Linked DNA regions of Mus musculus: region 2 is linked to region 1. The links are chromatin contacts, found by Hi-C in ENCODE. All regions are on one chromosome and are shown on one strand. Each heading gives the region's core, a stretch centred on a gene start or an enhancer-like site at or near the end of the contact. The rest is flanking DNA. Distances are from core to core; before and after follow the strand shown.

Evidence for each region. A loop is a pair of places that touch in the nucleus more often than their neighbours do.
Region 2: a map of heart shows a loop between it and region 1 (2.6-fold over the local background). The contact joins the promoter of 4930542M03Rik here to the enhancer-like site in region 1. A Hi-C loop is called at or near these places in 1 of 37 maps with a recorded cell type or tissue (heart).

What each region holds. Positions count from the first base shown.
Region 1 is chr17:45,579,782-45,584,058 of GRCm38, reverse strand. No RefSeq gene overlaps it. Among named protein-coding and RNA genes, the nearest start is that of Gm35399, 8.6 kb to the right of the region's middle. Within about 2 kb of position 2,387, at least 2 of the 3 ENCODE cell types and tissues checked have a DNase peak (open chromatin) inside an H3K27ac peak, as active enhancers do; they include heart, where a contact is called at or near this core.
Region 2 is chr17:45,879,196-45,883,472 of GRCm38, reverse strand. It overlaps 4930542M03Rik (RIKEN cDNA 4930542M03 gene), which reads left to right and starts at 2,021. Exons shown (of 2, transcript NR_152136.1): 1 at 2,021-2,259; 2 at 3,248-3,624.

The DNA of each region.
Region 1 (4,277 bases), core at 1,138-3,637:
AGACCCACCCCAAAGGGGTCACAATCCACAGGTGGAGAACTGATTTAAACAAAGGCTTCAGACTTTCGTGAGAAGTAGTGTATTTTCTTTTGTTTTTGTTTTTTTTATTGAGACAGAGTTTCTCTCTAACCTTGGCTGTCCTGGAACTCTATATATAGATCATGCTGGCCTTAAACTCAGAGATCCACCTGCCTCTGCTTCCTGAGTGCTGGGATTTAAAGGTGTATACAACCATAGCCTGGGTTGTTTTCAATTCTTTTTCTTCTTCTTCTTTTTTTTTTTTTAAAATTAATGTGCATTGGTGTTTTTGCTTACATATATGTCTGTGTCAGAGCATCTGACCCTCTGGGACTGGAGTTAAAGACAGTTGTGAGCTGCCACGTGGCTCCTGGGAATTGAACCCAGGTTTCCTGGAAGAGCAGCCAATGCTCTTAACCACTGAGCCATCCCTCCCTCCATTCCCCAGTTGCTTGTTATCAATCCTTACTAAGGTCAAGCTTGGTGGTGGGTTGGAGGTTAAACGCATCACTGTACCAAGCACGGGTGTCCATGACTAGTTTGTCAAAACTGCATACATGCCTCAGCAGTGGTAGCTCACACCTTTAATGCTGGCGCTTGGGAGGCAGAGGCAGGCAGATCTGTGAGTTCAAGGCTGTTCTGGTGGTCTACAGTTCAAGTTCCAGGAAAGCAGGGCTATACAGAGAAACCATGTTTCAAACAACCAAACCAATCAACCAACAAACACCCCCAGCATACATCTGCTCTGTTAGAAATGGCCTTCCTATGCTATCTGGTTCAAACTGCCTGTTCCCTAACTAGGAGGCAAGCTAAAAAATACAAACAAAGTCTCTCCTGCTTGCCCTTAGCTCCAATGACTTGACTTCCTCCTCGTACTGAAATTCACGAGAGGTTTAGCAGCTTTCTTTTTCAACACTGGTAGCCTCTGGGGAACCCGAATTTTTTTCCCAAACTCTAACTTCCTACCTACAGTCTGGCTCCTGGGTTCCCTCTAATCCACCCCCGTGTGTGGCCACAAGGAACTGGTGAGAGTGTAATTACTCATTTTCCAAAGATTTATTTTATGTATGTGAGTACACTGTAGCTGTCCTCAGACATACCAGAAGAGGGCACCAGACCCCACTACAGATGCTTGTGAGCCACCTTGTGGTTGCTGAGAGTTGAACTCAGGACCTCTGGGAGAGCAGTCAGTGTTCTCACCGCTGAGCCATCTCTCCAGCCCTCCCCTTTCCCCGCCCTCCCCCCTTTTTTTGAGTCAGTTTTTCTGTGTAGCCCTGACTGTCTTGGAACTTGCTCTCTAGAGATCCTCCTGTCTCTGCCTCCTGAGCACTAGGAAGTAAGGTATGTGCCACCGCTGTCCTGCCTGTAACTACTTTTTTACTGGTCTTAGCTTTTCCGAAGAGTGTTGAAGATTCAGCAAGATGGCTGTGCATCCTGGCTGGCATGGTACTCACTATGGCTACTCTCCCGAGGGCTAGGATTGAGGCATGGCACCATCACAAGGGAATTTTTGTGCAGTGATTACAAGGGTGTCTCTCCCTTCCCCAAAGTTCCCTGATGTTTGACTCTCTACCATTGGCTTGTGAAAGTCTCTCCCCGTTCTGCGCCCTAGGGCGTTGGTGATATGACTTATCTCCTGTCACACTTTGAGCTGAAAGTGCTCCCTGGTTCCTAGGGGTGATCTGAAGATATTCATGAGCATGTGACGCTTGTCAAGTTTACCCCATCTCATGTCCCACCCACCTATGTGGTGACATTCATTGCTTGAATGTCCTTGAATGTTAGTAGGCTCTTAACTCTGGCACTGACCTGAATGGGTGTCGGAGGGGGGCATTTATGATTCTGCCACCAGTGTTGAAGAAAATATCTGGAATATAATCGTTTTCTCCCAAAGTCTTTTTAAAAAAAAAAAACAATTTTATGTACATTGGTGTTTTGCTTGCATATACATCTAGTTGCAGACAGTTGTGAACTACCATGTGGGTCCTGGGAATTGAACCCAGGTGCTCTGTAAGAGGAGCCAGTGCTCTTAAGAACCACTGAGATCTCTCTTCAGCCTCCCCCACCTCAAACTCTTCTAATGCATAGCCTTGTCCCTGAGTAACTACACTGATGGCTTCTGACCACAAGTGAGCTCTGTAGGCACCACCTTGAAGGTCAAGGAGAGTCAGGACCCACTGCAGGTTACTTCCTCCTCCTGGGAGGGAGGGAAGCTTGAGCAAGGGACTGCCAGGTATCCTTCCTGCCACAATGTTGTACATCACTTCCTGACGTCTCTGGTCTCTGTTCAAAGCAGTCTACTGAACTGCTGTTTTCTGGATGGCTGCCACTGATGTAAAAGTCCTTTACTGTGTGGGTCAATATGGTGAAGATTGCAGAGCACCCCCTTGTGGTCATAATCCACCACTGCAATTGAGCAGACCAGTGACTGCAAGGATGTCTGCTTTTTCCGGTGTTTACATGAGAAGACTGGTAAATTCTACCTTTGTTTAAAAACCTCTAGGTATAGAAAGGAGGAGATGTGAAAACAAGGGTACAAGGAAGTGGAGAGACAGGAGAACCTCAATTCTCACCTAAACTAAATTGTTCGTAGAATTAAGTTGATAGCAACTAGGAATGGATGTGAGCAGAGAACTGTGCTGTCTGGCTGTGCAAACAGGAAAGTGTGACGGCAGGAGATTGGCCAGAATGATGTCACAGCTAGGCTGGCAGTCCATACAGGTCCCTGGGGACCGTAGTGTTCCTAGGGTGGGAATGGCCAGAGTCCTCAACTCCTTAACCCATCGATGACTGTGTTCTAGCCAGGCTAGAAAAACAGGCTTACCCTGTTTGTTTTCATGGTGTGCCCATTCAGCCCTCTACCCCTCCCGGTAGTCCCGAGCACGCGGCTTTCTGGGTCCTAGCTGTGGGGAAGTGCTAAGTGTGGATCAGCAGGGCCCGAGACAGCAGCACGCTCTTCCTTGGCCTTTTCAGGGGGTAGGGCCACTTGGCTTGAATTCAGACCCACAGAGTCATCTGTCTTGGGCCCAGCTGTTCAAACCAGGAAAAGCCATTCTCTGTGGCTCCGGTTTCTCGCCAGGGAGTGGGAACATCGGGCAGGCTCTGCTAAGGGAATTAAACCACGTGCCTAGAGTTGGTACAGGGTAAGAAGATACTATTTATTTATTTATTTATTTATTTATTTATTTATTAGAGTTGGTACAGGGTAAGAAGATACTATTTATTTATTTATTTATTTATTGGTTTTTCGAGACAGGGTTTCTCCGTGTAGCCCTGGCTGTCCTGAAACTCACTCTGTAGACCAGGCTGGCCTCAAACTCAGAAATCTGCCTGCCTTTGCCTCCCAAATGCTGGGATTAAAGGTGTGCACCACCACTGAACAGCAAGAAGATACTCTTAATGCTGCTGCCCCGTAAGGTCCCCTGGTAACCAGGATGAGTCTCGGCATCCTGGGGTGGTCCACCTAAGCTACCTGCTCCCCTCCCCCACACCTCTGGGCGCTGGGAGCTTGAGAACCAAGCCATACTTACCTAGTTACCTCTTCCAGTGTGGATTACTGCTTGGGCTCTTGCTGTCAGTCAGTCAGCTAGGAATCCCAAGACTTTGGAGACGGGATGCACCCTGGGTTTGGGGTAGGGGCTGCTGGAGCTAAGCAAAGTATGTGATGTCACAGGTTCCCTGCCCCCCACCTCAATGGGAGCACCTTCTCCACTTGCTTGTGAGGAAGTCAGACTGTGGGACCTATACCACTGCACCTCGTGCCCAGGTCACCTTACACCAGGTACTCAGAGTCTCTCATGTGTAAAGCAGGGAAGGTAACAGGTGGAGAGCCACAGAGATCATGAATGACTCAGCTCTCCCATAGCTGGGGACTGGGACTCCTCGATGCGTGCCTGGTTTACTCTGGAAAACAGAAAGGCTAAAGGATGAAAAAGGGATTCTGTAGGCAGGCATGACGATGCGGTGCGTGCCTTTAATCCCAGGACTCAGGAAGCAGAGGCAGGGGGATTTCTGTGAGTTTGAGGCCAGCCTGGTCTAACAGAGTTGAGTTCGAGGACAGCCAAGGAAGGCTACACTGTGAAACCCTGACTCAAAACAAAAACAAAACAACAGCAACAAAAAGATTCTGTCAGTAAACTACAGTGGAACGAAAGGCTTGGGTCCTTGATGTGTATCTCTGCCACCCAGTCCCAGAGCTAAGGACACAGGCACAGAGCACAGCAAACAGAGATCCAGTCAGCTGAGACCCGTGTGCAGAA
Region 2 (4,277 bases), core at 772-3,271, 300 kb before region 1:
AAATTGTTCTTTTCTATGGCTGGAGCTGGTGATGGTGGTGACAACGGTTCCAGTCTTGCTCCTGGGCCAGTGTGGCAGGGAGAACACAGCTTGCTCCCAGGGAACCACCATCTAAGGGAAAGGGGGATGAGGTCTCATGAAGAGAGTTCTGTGTCCAAAACGAAACTATACATACTGGGTGCTTCTAGTTCTGGGTCCTCCTAGTTCTGGGTCCTCCCTCCTAGCTCTGGATCCTCCTAGATCTGGGTGCTCCCTCCTAGCTCTGGATCCTCCTAGCTCTGGATCCTCCTAGCTCTGGGTGCTCCCTCTTAGCTCTGGTCCTCCTAGCTCTGGGTGCTCCCTCCTAGCTCTGATCCTCCTAGCTCTGGGTGCTCCCTCTTAGCTCTGGTCCTCCTAGCTCTGGGTGCTCCCTCCTAGCTCTGATCCTCCTAGCTCTGGGTGCTTCCTCCTAGCTCTGGTCCTTCTAGCTCTGGCGTCCAGCCCTCTCTGGTTTGGTTTCTTCCTCACAGAAAGGTCTGGCCTGAGCTGACTGACTGCTGGGCTGTGCACAGCCTAGTATCCAGAGTCATTCCCACACACAATGAGAGTCCAAGGGCGGGAAGGCCTCAAAAGCTACTCAGCCAGGATCAGCTGGTGCCAGGTGTCAGCCAGAGCAAAGACAGCTTCCTTCCTGTCCCTTCCAAAAGTTCTAGAGATGGGCCTGTAATCTCAAGTGCAACAGTGTGGTATCTTTTCATCAATGTCAACCTGACTGACATTAGAATTACCCAGCGGTGTGTCTGTGTGGGAGTATCTGGGCCAAATTAGTTGCCGTAGAAAGTCCCACCCTGTGCTCAGCACCATCCGTGGACCTTGGTCCTAGACTGAATAGAAACCAAAGGAGAGGGACGTCTGAGTACCAGCATCTCTCTCTCTCTCTCTCTCTCTCTCTCTCTCTCTCTCTCTCTCTCTCTCTCTGCTTCCTAACTGTTGCTGCAATGTGGACCAGCCACCTCATGTTTCTGGCCTCCCTGCCAAGATGGATCATATCCTCCAATAGGAGACAGGGAGATGGTTTGATAGGTCAAACCTGAGGTCAGTCCCCAGAACCCATATCAAAAGCCAGCTGAGGGGCATGCATCTGTAACCCTGGCACTCTCAGAGCGGGATGGGAGACACAGGAACCGTCCAGAAGTTCAGCGGCCAGTTAGCCTGCGGTACACAGGATGGCAGAACCAATGAGAGACAGCGTCTCCATACAGAGAGAAGGAGAGAACTGACTCCCAAGTTGTCCCCTGGCCTCTTTACAGTGTATGCACTATGGTACATCAGCCTGCCTGCACAGGCTGTGGTATGTGGGAGCTTACACACACACACACACACACACACACACACACACACACACACACACACTAAATAATAAGAAAATGATGAGCAGAAATAAGCCCTTCCTTTCTTAAGCTGTTTCCGTTAGGTACTTTGTCACAGGAGTGAGGTAAGCAGTTAATATGGTGGAGGGTGGGGTGGGGGGCAGTGGATCCCAGGGTCAACCTACTTCCCAGCTGAGTAGGTACAGGTGATCTCCACCTACCCCAGACCCAGAACTGGATGGTTGGGTAGGCTGGCCTGAAGCTGGGCTTTTTCAAAAGCTGAAATTCTGCTGTGGAAGCCAGGGACTTTGTGGGACTGGGAAAAGGTTCCCCGGGCAAGGACACAGGGCCCTGTCAGAACAGAGTTGACCTCTGTCCCAAGGTGCTCTACAGTAGAGTGTAGTGTAGACCAAGCAGAAGCAGGAAGACCCTATCTGAACCTGTTAACCAGGTGGCCACATGTCTAGCTGACAGTCAGTCATCTCGTCTGGCTTTACCACCCACTGTACTTAGTCATCCCAAATCCAGTTAAGAAATATACTGTGTGCCCTTGGCTCTGGTTGGTGTCTTGTTGCTCCTGGCTACAGACGCGGGAATCTCCAACAGTAGGCCAGGAGATTCTAGAACAGTGGTTCTCAACCTATGGGTCGGGACCCCATTGGGGTTGCATATCAGATATCCTGTAGATCAGAGATTTACGGTGTGATTCATAACAGTGGCTAAATGTCAGCTATGAAGTAGCAATGAAAAATGTTAAGGTTGGGGGTCACCGCACGTGAGGAACTGTATTAAAGAGTCGCAGCATTAGGAAGGTTGAGAACCGCTGTTCTACAAAGAGACACAATTTATAGAGGCTCCTTAACCCTACCTTGTCCTATGAGAACCCAGAAGGCAGTGAGCCAGGATGAAGGTAAGGATTTTGGGGACTCTCAGAGGATCCTATTCTTTGGGAGGAATTTGAGGTTTTGCCTCTGGAGACACTGAGGAGTCCTAGAGTTGGGAAACCTCCACCCCGTGGCTCAAGCTTTTGCTGTGCAAGAAGCAAAGGTTACAAGCTTGCACCAATTCTCTGAAATGGAGGAACTGTTTTCTCATTTGGTTGTCAGAAAGGGGAATTCCGAAGACTAGCTTTGGGCCCTGGCTTTGCATCCAGCCCAACCATTTCTTAGAAGCCGGTTGCTTTCTGGTAGTACCCTCCCACCTCCAGCTATTGGCCCGTTGTTTTCTGGTCATACCTCCCACCTCCAGCTATTGGCCCGTTGTTTTCTGGTCATACCTCCCACCTCCAGCTATTGGACCGAGCCTGGCAGATAGATGGATCTATGGAAACTTAGTGTTCAGAAAAGACACAGACTTTAACAACTCCCTGTTTGGAGTTGGAGAACTGGAATGAAGAAAGGTCACACCCCACCATCAGATAGATGCTCACCAAACCTCCTCTCTGTGCAGTACCCTGGCTGCCTCTCCCGGGAGCATTCTGTATGACCAGATGAGGCAGTTATCTTTATCCTCATGGTCCTCATGTTCCCCTTGTCCCTGAGCAGTGGAAACGGCTCTTTTTTCTTGAGCTGTGGCTCAGGAGATATTCAGAATGGTGCAGACAAACCTGTTATCCAGAGGCACTGATTTATATTCTCAGCTATTCCAGAGGCGGGGGCAGGAGGATTTTGTATATGTCATAACTTTTCTCACTGTTTGTGGCTGCTAATATTACTTAAGTACTTTCTCAGTAGATGGCCTGCATCTGTACTCATGGCCCGGTCTCCACAGGACCCAGGTGACTCTTCTGAATCTCTTTGGCACATGGCTGCCATTCAGTGCCTCAGCTGCTCAAAGCACAGGGGCAAACGGCCACCATGTTGAACAGCGCAGATACTGAAGCCCTCTATTCATTGCAGGAAATTCTACTGGATTCCTTGTCCAGGACAGACATGGAGCGAAGGAGATGATCTTTCCGTCGAGAGACTAAAATAATAATGAACAATAATGATAACAGAGGCAGAGATCTACTGAGAGCTTCCCTTCAGGGCAGGCCCAGCGCCAAACTCATAATCCTTACCCAATCCTGGGCTCAAGGAGGTTACTCAGGGTCACTGGAGCTAGCAAATGACTCTAGTTTTTTGTGACCTCTGAGTCCAGCCCACTATCTTTGCTGCTGGCAGCCCCAGCCCCTGCCATGCCCCCAGGAATTTAGAAGCCCCTGGGGAAAGGAAGGAAGGCAAGCAGCACTCATTTTACAAGAGCAGGAATTAAATAAATCAGTACATAATTAACATCATCACATCTCCCTAAGACCGCTGACTAGAACATTGCACTAATGAGGGCAAGGTGTTGGTTTTGAGTCCCAGGAGCATAGTACAGCAGCCACTGTAAAGGAGCCAGCCCACCACCCTGGAAGAAGCCCTAGACACTAGAGGGGGTGTGTCTTCTGAATACTCAGGCAGGGATCCAGATAATCTGTCTCAGACCTAAACTGGCTGCTGCCTTCCGGACCATGACAACCCTGGGGACATATGGGAGGGGCTTACAGGGCTTTTTGAGGGTTTGGCTTGGCTCAGAAGGTCCATCTTTAGCATCTGCTAAGAATGTCAAGATTGCTGGGAGAGTTGTTGGTCATCTTCCCTCAGGGAGTGGTGAGAGCAGACAGTTCATCAGACATGAGGATCTCGCTGGGGACAGGCAGGGGTGTGAGATCATCCCCACACAGGGACTAGGGCATGAAAGGGCTCATTAGGTATTCGTTTATGTAAATTCCCCCTCTCTGGGCCTACAGGATGGCCAGTGGGTAAAGATGCCTGTCATCAAGGCTTAATGTAATGACCTGAATTCAGTGTCTGGGACCCACATGGTAGAAGAACCGATTCCCCAAAATCATCCTCTGACTTTCACGTGTGTACCACACTACATATATGCACCCACTCCTCCCTT